2 separate regions of the Homo sapiens genome follow, and region 2 is linked to region 1. Evidence: chromatin contacts called from ENCODE POLR2A ChIA-PET data. All regions are on one chromosome and are shown on one strand. The core of a region is the stretch at or near the end of the contact, and the rest is flanking DNA. Distances in the headings are between cores, read along the strand shown.

Region 1 (5,893 bases), core at 427-2,926:
CCTTCCCCTGCTCTGCCCAGCCTTTCCCTCCCACCCACTCCTCCTTCTGCAAATGCCCTGAAGGCCAGCCCTTACCCCAACACCCACTTCCCCACCTCCTTAGGCCCCAGATACATACATGCCCACATGCACGCTTACATGTTTAGAGCCATCCTTGTTTCCAAATATGACCCTTCGCTTGAGGGCAACTGCATAGGTACATCTAACTCTGGACTGGCATGCACATTGTCATGTGCAGCTTTGCATATACACACATGCATACATGAGCCTCCACACAAGCACTTGCACACATGTGGACTCCTAACCATGCTAACCTCACTGGCTGGGAAGGTGGGGACCCCATGGGCCAGCCCTTGCAGGAGGCCCTTTTGCAAGGCTTAGGGTGTGGCCAGCCCTGAAAGCTACTTGGACACAGGTTTCAGCTGGCCCCAGCCCAGAAGTGACCCCCAGAAAGGGAGGGCCACCGCTTTGCCCCCTGCTTTTACCCTTCCTTCTGGGTGCTCTACACCTCAGGTTACCAGGCCTGAGGCATCTCAGCCAAGCTTGTTTCCTGCTCTGAGGCTTGTGGGGTGGGAGCCAGAGTGGAGGTCGGTGAAATAAAGTGATGCAATTAGACCCCACCGGCTCCTGCTTCTAAAGAGCGCCGCCCCTCCCCCACCCCTGGGACCAACACTGTGGGCCCCTCCCCCACCCCGGCGGGACCAGATGGTCCCCCTGCCCTTTGTCCACCAGGCCAGATGGAGAGGAAGGGAGATTGGATTCCCCTCCCCACCCACACATACCCAGGTGCCAAGAGACTCAGCTGTGGGGGGAGGTGGAGGTCAGTGGGACCAGGCTGAGCCGATTATGGAGGAGTGGGGGGGAAGGAATAGTTGCTTCCCCGAGGGCGGGGGGTGCCCAGCGGACTTGAGAACAGTTCATCACCCCCACTAGTATCCCTTCCCCAGTAAAAGACTCAACGGAGCCCGTTCCTTGCGACCCTATCCCCAAAAGGAATTCCGGGGGTAGATTTGGGGTTATCACAGGATCGGGTGCACAGGGCCACACGGCTCTCAGGCCCCTCCTCCAGCCTGTCCTGCGCGGACGAGGGCCGGGCCATGCAGCTGTGGGTGGCCGAGGAGAGCGGGTCTTGGTGGGCGCAAGCCCGAGCGGAGGATGGCGCGCAGCGAGCAGAGCCGGGAGCTAGGCGGGGCGCAGGGTCCCAGCCGGAGCTCGGAGGGACGCGGGCCGGGAGCGAGGCGGAGCCGGGGCTGGCGGGGCCAAGGCGGGGATGGGGGTGCAGGGGGCTCGGCAGAGGCGCCGGGCGGGCGGCCCGGGCCGGAAGGACTGGCCTGGCGGGAGCGGAGGGGCTTGGAGCCGGGCGCAGCGCGGGCGGTGCGGGGAAGGCCGTGGCTGGGGACCGGGCTTCAGGCCGGACGCCCCTACCCCCAACCCGTGGGGCTCTGGGAGTGGCAGGGGAAGGGTCGCCCGAGCCCTCCAGGAAGCGGCCGCCGCTCGGGGCGCACCGCGGCGCGCGGGGCGGGGCGGGCGGCTGCGGCACTGGGGCGGCTGGGGCGGGCCCGCCGCTCTGTAATCGGATCCGGGGAGGGGGCGGGGAGGGGCCGGGCCGGGCGGGCCGGGGGGTGGGGGGGGGGCGCGGAGCCGGGCTCCGGGCCGGCCGGGCTCCGCGCCTGTCAAACCCCTCATTGTTCGCAGCTGATGTCACTCGCAGTTGTGAGCGGCCGCCTCTCCCGGGGACAATGTGGGACTGAGCGGCCCAGCCGCCGTGCCGCCGCCGCCGCCGCCGCAGGACAGCCCCAGCGAGGTAGGGCGCGGGCCGGGCGGGGCACGGCGGGCCGCGAAGTTTGGGGGTTCGCCCGGGGGCAGGGAGCCCGCGCCCAGATCCCTCGGTTGGGGTCGCAGGTTTGTGAGACTGCGAGGAACACGTTCTCTGTCCCACACCGCTGAGGCCTGCACAGGTGGGAGGCGCTGGTCTGCCAGAGGCGCCCTTGGCACCAGGGAGGGGCTTCCTGGACCTTAGATCCCAGATTTGAGGCCCCCATCCCACTCGCTGTTTCTGTCCTTTGCGCCTGCTCCTCTCTCTGACTCCTGCCCTGGGTTCTGGTTCTGCTCCATCTCTGCCCTCACTTGCCACTCCCCTGTAGCTCCTGGCTGGGCACACACTCCTTCCCATCCTCCGCAGTCGTTGGGGGAGCCAGATACAGACCTCCAGGCCAGGGGTGTATGGAGATGACAGCTGGGGGCTCAGAGTGGTCCCTCTTGCCCCATAGCTCTTCAGCCCTTCAGCTCTGACCTAGCTTCTTGGCTGGGGTCCTGGGGGGTGGGGGTGGGAGGCTCTGCTACTCACTTCAGCCTGGCCCTCATGCCTGCCTGGCCAGGAGAGGGAGGTGCCCGCCTCCTCTCTCCCCTATCCCTGGCCCGCCATCTTGAGACCTGTGGCACCCAGTGCCCCACCCGGCCCCAGCACCCAGGGGAGTGGTCTCCAAGGTGATGATGCACCCAGGGCCAGTTGCATTCCTTTCTCCCCACCAAGCCCAGGATGCTCATGTTCGTGCTGAACCAGCAGGACATGTGTCCCCAGGGGCTTGCCTTCCGCCACAAAGGCTCTTACAATCCATGAACTCCCTAGGAGCTGAGCTCCTGCCCTCCCTGTTCCCTGGGTCACCCTCATTGCCTCAGGACCAGTACCTGGGACCCTATTCTTTCCCCATCTGAAAAAATCCCCTGGTCTTCCCAGGTCCTGGAGCCCCCTCAACCTCCAGGGCACCCCCATCCCAGCCCCCACCCCCTAGCCTTCATCAGCATGCAGGCTCAGGCTGCCCAAACACAAGGGGATTGTTCTTCTTGCATGCTCAGGGTGGGGGGCTGGGAGCAGGCAGCCCACACACCCTGGCAGGCCCAGGCCACGAGGAGGCTGGCTTGCCCCACCCTGTGTCCCCAGACAGGCTGTCCACCCTCCCTACTCCCATCACTGCTGCCCCTCCAGCCTCCATCACCATTGCCCAGTGGCGCTGACATCTTGAGGAAAGAGCTCTGAGCTGCACAGGTAGACCCCTGGGTTCTCCAGCTCTGCCAGTTGTCTCCCATGTAGCCTTACAAACATTTCCCTTCCTCTCTGGGCCGCGAGCCCCTCTTGTGATTGGTAAGACCTTTCCAGCTGTGACAGGCTGAGCCCAACTCGACTCTGTGAAACGTACCCCACCCCCCAGCCCTTCTTCCAGTCCCCCTCTTCCATGAGGAGACCCACTCTGCTCCCACCCTCTGAAAACCTAAAGCACAGCCCAAATCCCCCACCCCAGCAGCATACCTAGGGAGCTCCTAGTCCTGGTAAAACGGCAGGAGTAGGGCTGGGGATGCTGAGAAAGGAACCAGGAATCCTGTCCAGGCAGGTCCTACCTCTGCCCATGTGGCTGGCCCTCATGTCTGGGTCTTCTCACTCTACTCTCATTACTCCTCCGGGACCCTCAGCCCCATCTTTGGTTCCAAATGTCCCCAGGCCCCATGAACCTTAACTCTTCTCCCTGCACACTGACCCTGGTCTTGTCTCAAATTTCCTCTTTCTGGAGCTCTGTGTATAGTGGAAAGACAGGCTCAGAAATGCCCAGCGGGGACTTCTTTGAGTTGCAGCAACATCTTTGAGGGGCACAGAGGCCTGAGTGATCACATCTGACTTGGAAGCCTGCGGAGGGCTTCACAGAGGAGGTGGCGTTTGAGAAGGATTTTGACAGAGAGTGGGGAGGATGGGCGTTTTGAGCTGAGGTAAGCCTGGAGAAAGGCCCGAAGGGCTGGAGGTGCTAAGTGTGTTCTGCAGCCTGGCATGTGTGAAGGATGGGGTGGAGATGAGACAAGAGAGACAGGGGCTGGATCATGAAGGTCCTTGATGGCCTGTCTGTGGAGTTCAGGCTTTATTCTTTGGGGACTGGGCAGCCATGGGTGGCTGTTGAGCAGCAGAGTAAGCATACAGTTTTCAGCATGGAGATTGGAAGCTAGAGGCCTTTCTCAATGTAGATGAGAGAGTGAGGGGATGGGTACCATGAGGCTGTGGCCTTTCTCCTGGAGCCCAGCCTGGGCCCGGGCTTGACTTGGTTTCCCTTGGTTCCGAAGACTCCTGGGGGCTGCCTAATGATGGTGTATGGAAGCTGTAGCATTTCTGGCACCTGCCAACTTGTCAGAGCTGCCTTTCCCTTCCTGGCACTTTGTCTATGTGGCAGATCTGAATCAAGAAGCCAGAGGCTGGAACTTGTGGACCCCAGGATGCTCACCTGAGGCTTCCCACTCCCCTCCTCCTCTCCCAACTGTAGATGATTGGCTATCCCGGGAGGCTGGGAGGCCAAGAGGCTGGGCACATGTGTCCAAGATGCTGGGGCAGTTCTTATGAAGGCCTGGCTAGTTAGGAGAGTGAGCATCTCCAGAGAAGGGATTGGGCAGGAGAGTTAGGAGCCCTCGATGCAGACGTGCTGTGGCCCAGGGTCCACCCCCACCACACCCTGCCTCCCTGGATGCTCCGAGCCATTCCCCAGCATCACTGGGTGTGGCTAGCATGGCTGCTTTGGGAGTGGGAATAGGAGAAGGGGGCTGCTAGGTGGGGAGCTGGGGGTGCTGAGAGGATGTGGGGGGATGTGAGATGGAGAGTGAAGCCCAGGTGGGTCCACAGGCCCTAGCTGGTCCAGACATTCTGGCCAGCAGAGCGGAGGGAATCCCCCAAGGGGCGGGCCAGTCTACTTGAATCGCCTGGCCCCAGGAGCCCTCCCCTCCCCCGGATTGTTCTTGCTCCAGAACAAAGGCAGGGTGGACACTTGATCCCTGCATGTGGGGTGAGCTGGCTAAGCCCCCAGCCCTTTGATTGGGCAGCTGTCATGGGAGAGAGACAGCTGGGGGGGAGGGGCAGGAAGGGGGCAGCCACCATCGCTTACACAGCTGTCACCCCCCCGCCTCCTCCAGCCTGAGTGGCAGAAAGCCAGGGACAGGAGGAGTGGGCACTGGGGCTGGGGAGGGGGCCTGGGAGTCAGGAGGGAATGCCCGAGGTCAGAGGCCTGGTGTGAGCTTGGTATGCCCTGCCAGGGAGCCCTGCTGACCAGAGGGGGCTGGGCACCCGCGGAGGTGAGCTGGAGGTCACTGTGGCATGTTGTGTGGCTGCCACGTGGGTGGCCCGGCAAAGACCCAGGGCCCACCCGGCTGGAGCAGCAAATGACTCCCTAGAGCCCCACTGAGGGCAGGGGGAGCCAGTGATGCCTCATGGGGCTGCTCGTTCCTTGGGCCCTAGGAGAATAATTTGGAAGACATGGGTCAGAACCCCTTGTTCTTGCCTAAAGATGGGAAAGACCTTGAGAGTCTCTCAGACCAGGAAGGGCGCAGATAGACCAGCAACTCTCTCCCTACCCCCAGCCCCTAAACACAATACAGGTGGGTTTAGGTCAGGTGAAGACCTGGCCAAAGTTACCCACTGGACTTGGGGCGGTGGGTCTCTGCTGGAGACCCAGGCATCTTTTCATGGCAGAAGCTCTAGTTCTGGCCATGTTCCAGCCCTCCTGCCCCATTTTTCCTGGAGCCACAAGAGGTCATGTGGAGATGGTTTGGGGACAATGTCAGGTCTCCCACTGGTTACCATCCCAAGGGGGTCCTTGAACCCCAGAAAATTTTGGAACTTAAGACCGAGGCTCTGGACAAGTTGTCAGTCCTTTCCAAATAGGATCCCTGTCTTCTAGCTAGGCAAAGGTCTCAGAGACGACTGAAGCCCAATCCCCACTTTCGAAGGAGCCCGCCCTCCAGGAAGAGGACTAACAGATCCAGACAGGAGCAGCCTGAAAGGGGAGGCAGATGGGGCTTTGGATAGCCTCACACTAGCAATGCTAGTCCCACTGTGTCCCACCTCTCTGTGACCTTGGGCAGGTTA
Region 2 (5,909 bases), core at 1,737-4,236, 110 kb before region 1:
TTCATGGCTCACATGAATTATCCTTATGACCTTTGTAATAATTCCAAACCTAAATGTTTAGCCAGGTAAGAGACTGCTTTTCAGGGGGAGGTGACACATGAGGCCTGACAATGTGAGGGGGTGGGTGACCCTGGGGGCTGTCCATTCCCACTGTGGCTGAGGTAGGAGTTTCTGCTCATTTAATTCAGAGCAGCTAGGCCAGGCAGCCTAAACCAGGACAGCAGGTGCTGCTGCTGGGTGAGGACAGGGATCCCCTAGTCTTTCCTCAGGCTGCCTGAGTTTGGGCATCAGGGCTGGAAGTGGGATGGGACACCAGCAGGCCTCTCCTTTGGCATTCTTGATGGGGACAGAGCCAAGATGCACACTACCCAGTGCTTTAGTGTGCTCACTGCAGCCAGGCCACCTAGGCTCACAGCCTAGGCTTGTCACTGATAAGCTGTGTAACTTTAGGCAAGTTACTTAATCTCACTGTGCCTCAGTTTCTTCATCTGTAAAATGGGGATGATAAAAGCTCCCACGCTGAAGGTTTGTTGAAGTTTTTGGCACACACGAGCGTCCCGTGAAAGTCAGCTGCCAAGAGAAGCCCACAGAGCAGAGGGTCAATGATCAGGGTGAACCGCCCTGAGCCCAGTCCCAGGACCTCCTGCTGGTCCCCCTCATGTTTAAGCTCCACACCCCAATTACATGGAGGACTTAAGAATGTTCCCAGGGTAGCACCAGGTCCAAGGAAAGGGAATGAGCTGCCTGGTTTCTCCAAGGTCAGCAGACAGAAGGGGCCGCACTGTGGAAGAGTTGGACCCCAGCAAGAGGGAGTTCTGGGAGATGGGCCATCTTTCCTGGCCACTTTGCCCAGGCTGCCCCTCTAGCAGCCAGAGCCCTGGACTCCTCAACCCCTTCGTCAGTTTCCCTTTACCCTGCCCCAAAGCCAGAAGCCATGGACGCTTGTGTCAGGCAAAGCAGTTTCCCTTGTTGACACCTGGCACCTGACACAGCCTGTACCTCTTTGGGGACCTTCTGAGGGGCTAGGACCAGACCTCTGGCCCCTGCTCCCCTGTACAGAGCACAGGGTGAGAGGCAGTGTGATCAAGGAACTGTTTGGAAGGTCAGCGCTCATTTTTCCTTGAATAAATGAAAGTCGTGGCTTCCAGGCCATGGAGTGTGGACCCGGGGAGGCCGCAGAGGTATTTGCCTGCAGAGCGCTCCTCCTCACCCTCCAGGGCAGGTGTGGCCTTGTCTCCAGCCTGGTGAGGACAGGCGCTGGTAGCAGGATAATTCCCGGGCTGGACGGAGCATGAGGCGACGAGAGCAGCCTGCTTGGCTGGGCCCCGCTGGGAGTTGGGCCACTAGGCAGCAGGTGGAAATGGCAGTGGCCTGTGTACACCGAGGTAGCATGTATTTTCTGAACCCTCGTATGGGTATGTGGGGATGTGCTTACTTTTTGTTGTGAACCGACAGGTAAAGATCATATACATTCTGAACAAGGCCACGTGATATGGCTCCAAACCAGTCTGTGCCAGGGGTACTCCCCACACACCCCTTCTGCCACCTCAGATGCTCTCCTGCCCTCCTCCCACAGCTCCCGTGCAGCTGGGGAAGCACGGTGGCACTGTGATGGCCTGTCCTGGCTGCTCTGGGCCTGTGGCCCAGACAGACTCCCTGCAGGTGGCCTGCCAGCCCTCCTGCCTGTGTGTGCCACCAGCCCTGAGTGTGTCTCCACTTTGCCACTTGGATGCCCAGTGGGGCATTTCCATCATGGGGGAACCCCTTCCTTCCCCTTGTAGAGGGAAGGCACACCAGCAGCATTTCAGATTTCCATGTTTCAGCCGGGCGCAGGGGCTCACGCCTGTAATCCCAACATTTTGGGAGGCTGAGCCGGGCGGATCACGAGGTCAGGAGATCGAGACCACGGTGAAACCCCGTCTATACTAAAAATACAAAAATATTAGCTGGGCGCAGTGGCGGGTGCCTGTAGTCCCAGCTACTCGGGAGGCTGAGGCAGGAGAATGGCATGAACCCGGGAGGCGGAGCTTGTCGTGAGCCGAGATCGCGCCACTGCACTTCAGCCGGGTCGACAGAACGAGACTCAGTCTTAAAAAAAAAAAAAAAAAAAAAAAAAGAGATTTCCATGTTTCACTGTCTATGAGGAGTCACCATTTTCTGTGAAAATGAGGTCCTATGCTTTATTAAGAAAATTTGATTTTTAAGAAAAATATAAAAATTTTTAAGAAAGTAGGATTTTTTTTTTTTAACTACATGGAGCAAAGAGTGCCAGACAGCATTCTAATGTACAGAAATCCAAAAAGCATCCTGCTCTCCCAGGCCTTCTCCTGGCTCAGAGTGGGGGCAGCTGGGATCACGTGTGCTGGGAAGGGCCTGGTTGGACTTCTTTCTCCCTGATGGTGGCCACCACGAGGCACCTTGGCAGAGAAGGAACAGGGGAAGCTGAGACCAAACACAGAGATGACACAGCTCCTCTGAAGCTAGGCTGGAGGGGGAGAAACTGCCTTGAGGGGTGTTGGGCCTCATAAAAGCCTGTTTGTCTACTGTGCTGTGAAGTGATCCTCAAAGCTCTCAGAGGAAGGCCTCAACGGGGTGGCACCCTTCATGCAGGGGGCTGGTTGTGAAACAGGTGATGCTTCTCTTTTCAAATAATTTAGACACATTTAGTGGTCACATTCCTACTGAGCTGAAGTATGGGCCCCCTATGGAACTAAGTGGAGTCCCTTGTATTGACGTTGGCCCAGCACCTCACCCACGTTTTCTGGGCCCACTATCTCCACGTTTGCAAATTGGGTTCCTGTGAAAAGTTTCAAGAAAAAAAAAAAGGCAGAAGAGGAAAAACAGGCTCCTCTGCTGCGGCCTTGAGTTTGGGGCCATCGGAAAAAGTCTGGATGAAGAATGATTTTGGCCCTATGAGTTTCACAGCAGCCAGTGGAAACTTCCAGGAATGCTGCCCCGGGCCAGCCAGGGGCTGTTTCCGCTGCCACTTTTACGAGCTGCAGACCCCCTCCCCGGCTGGCTGGCCAGCACAGGGGGAATGTGATGGTCTCTTTCAGCTCAGCTCTGCCTCTTAGGGTGCAGTTTGTGTTCCATGGGCAGCAATTTTTCCAGGCTCTGTCCAGTGACAGAGGGTTCAGAGCCCTCACAGCCCTGATTGGCCCATTTAGAAGGGGCCAGCCACCAGGCGGAGCACCCTCCATGGCAGCTAATGTCTGTGCCGGACGCTGCAAGAATTTATAGCAGCCTTAAAGGGGGAGACTCCCTTCTAAAATGTTTCAATGTTTTATTAAATGTATGAAAGAAAGTTTCCTTTCCACTGGACCAAGGCCCAGGACTTCATGGAGCCCCAGGGAAGGGGGCAAAACCTCTTGGGAAAGCACACGGGTGAGGTTAATCTGACCCTCCTGATGCCTATGGGCTGCACAGTACCGGAGTCAAGGCTGCCATACTCACATGGGCTCATCCATTGGCCAGCAGGGGCCTGGCATACAGTAAGGCACTCAGCCAACCCTAAAGAGGGAAGTGAAATGATGCCAAAGGCGTCATGGCCAGCATGGTCCAACCCGCGCAAGTGATGAGTGGGGCAGGCTTGCTCTGGTCCAGCCCCTCTTTGGGGAGCATGCAGGCTCCCAGACAGTGCTGCCCCTCTGCTGACACTCTATCCAAAGCCAGAGGAGGAGGGCAGCTTTTCCCAGCCTGTCTGGGAGCTATGTCTGCAAGACTGGCCCTGGCCCATGAAGCACATGCAGCTCCAGCAGCTGGGGGCCTTTGGCAGGCCAGGCAGCCAGGTCCGCAGGTGAGCCATTGTGCTGGGTGTGTAAGAGAGGCCAGGAGAGCAAGGGCCCAGCTTCAGGAAGGCAGCATGATCTGCCTGACAAGCACTCTGACAAGCATGGTCAGAGTGAGCAACTGCTGGGCTGCTGAGTTACCTAGGCCATGAGCTTGGTTGTCTTTCGCACTGGGCGAAGGAGGAGAAAGTGGGCTCAGAGAGATGAAGTTGTCATGGCCTGTGATTGCCCTGGGCTGAAGTCCCACATGACATATCCTATAGTAGTATTCGTTGGACTTGGACAGGCAGAGACCCTCCTGGGATCAGGGGACTCACCTCCCTGCCTTTGTCCCCTGCCAGCCTGGGAGGCTCTTCCAGGTGTGAGGGGAAGGACCCAAGTGGAGTGCCATCATTTGTGGGTGCAATTTTCTCACCTCTGGAGTGGAGGTGGTTGATGGTCTCCAGTTGTTTATGGACAGTGCCTGGCTCAGACAAGGAAACTGGTTTTGCTGCAGAACTCCAATATAAATGCCAGGCCACCAGGGTGGGGGGTTCCTGACCCCTTGGTTCTCTTGAGAAATGACCAAAGGCTATGGGACCTGCCATCTAGTTTCCCTCACTGTGTCCCCACCCCCTGCCCACAAACATTATAGATCAGCCATCCAGAGCCAGGAGAAGCAGACATAAAGGCAAGGGCTATCCCAATAGCACCAGAGACAAGGGGCCTGGCAGAACCCCTGGGTGGAAAGAGCCAGCTGGCATTTGGGCAGTGGCTGAGGCAGCCAAGTGGGGACTGGCCAAGGGGGTCCCTAGAGCAGCCTGGCGGCCCTTCTGTGTTCTGACCCAACCACTGTTTATTTTGCAGACAGTCTCCATTCTGGAGCAGCGGTTGACACTGACAGAAGACAAGCTGAAGCAGTGTCTGGAGAACCAGCAGCTAATCATGCAGAGAGCAACACCATGATCAGGGGAGCAGGAATCAGGAGCTCGGTGGATTTGCAGGTGGCAGGCCAGGGATTTGTACCATGGGACTTGGGTAAATAAAGGGGACTGAACTCTGTGGGAATCACATCCATACTGGAGCCCTGGATTTTTGCAGTTCTGCCCTCCACCTTGCTATCTGCACCAGGAGGCTCTCCACCTGGCAGCCAGAGGTCCCCAGTGGGCCGGGCTCACACACAAATGATGCTTCAGACCCGAATGAGAGGACCACATTTTGCTTAATGTAAAGGAGCCACTTGAAAATGTCTGCTCCTTCGGGGTCCTGAGATTGTGGCTCCCCCTCTGGAGGAGGTGGCTCCACGATGCCTTGATTTTCACTCATCATTTGGACATGTGACTGGCTTTTCCTACCTCTGCCATGGTGTAGAAATTGATTGCACATTGATTGGATGAGCCGGGGGTTTTCTCTAAATCTGACTAAAGGCCCAAAGTGGGCCCATCTGAGTCAGGTTTGTTGAGAACAAGCCCTCTCAAGTGGGTGGTGGCTTTTCAGTGGCCCTGATTTCTGTTCCACACGTGTTCACTGGAGCCAGGTGACTTCCTCCTTGCGTGAGTGAGGGCACAGGAATCTCAAAATTAAACCTGACTTCATTGCACTTGTTGCAGGAGTGGCTTATGCTGGATGACACTTAATCAATCTTCCCATCCCCAGGGCCCAAACAGAATGAGAATGGTGACTTGGGACGGCCTCTGCCAGGATTGCCTCTGAGGCCAGGACCCCCCTGTTTGCAGCTGTTCAGGGTGTCGGGGAACAAGGGCAGTCAGAGCCCTTGCATGCACCCACCTCCCTCTGGCTGGCCCCCACTGACTGCTTCTGTTGGGACTCAGAGGCCTCAGGCACCCAAGTTTCCATTTGCTCCTGAGGGCTTCCATAGGGTCCTCCCTCTGCCCCTGTGCTGGGGAAGCCAGGACAAATGTTTTCCCTGTGTCTGTGTGTCGCCCGTGCCTTCCGTCTTCAGCTTCTTGGGGCTCAGCCAGCCAAGGAGGTCTTTATCCTCAAACACACCTGCCCTGCCCTGGGGAATGGGAGGTGGTGTTAGATCGTCCCAGGAGCTGTCAGTACCACGTGGTCAGTGGGTTCACAGCCTCTGCAGCCTCCAGGTGGAAGCAGAGCCTGCATGCCTCAGAGCCTGGACTG

The links. ChIA-PET counts read pairs that join two places held with the same protein, here RNA polymerase II (POLR2A).
Region 2: POLR2A ChIA-PET joins it to region 1 with 12 read pairs in activated T-cell. The contact joins the enhancer-like site here to the promoter of PCBP4 in region 1. POLR2A ChIA-PET finds 5 or more read pairs at or near these places in 4 of 52 experiments (HEK293, OCI-LY7, RWPE1 and 1 more).

The regions. Positions count from the first base shown.
Region 1 is chr3:51,963,237-51,969,129 of GRCh38, reverse strand. It overlaps PCBP4 (poly(rC) binding protein 4), which reads left to right and starts at 1,676. Exons shown (of 14, transcript NM_001174100.2): 1 at 1,676-1,804. It overlaps ABHD14B (abhydrolase domain containing 14B), which reads left to right. Exons shown (of 4, transcript NM_001146314.2): 4 at 1-615. RefSeq lists enhancers at 20-581, 582-1,145, 2,272-2,833, 2,834-3,397 and silencers at 1,107-1,186, 1,217-1,496, 1,507-1,616, 1,717-1,986.
Region 2 is chr3:52,074,711-52,080,619 of GRCh38, reverse strand. It overlaps POC1A (POC1 centriolar protein A), which reads left to right. Exons shown (of 11, transcript NM_015426.5): 11 at 4,635-5,394. The coding sequence ends at 4,733. Among named protein-coding and RNA genes, the nearest start is that of LINC00696, 13 kb to the right of the region's middle. RefSeq lists an enhancer at 1,318-2,237. Within about 2 kb of position 2,986, at least 5 of the 41 ENCODE cell types and tissues checked have a DNase peak (open chromatin) inside an H3K27ac peak, as active enhancers do.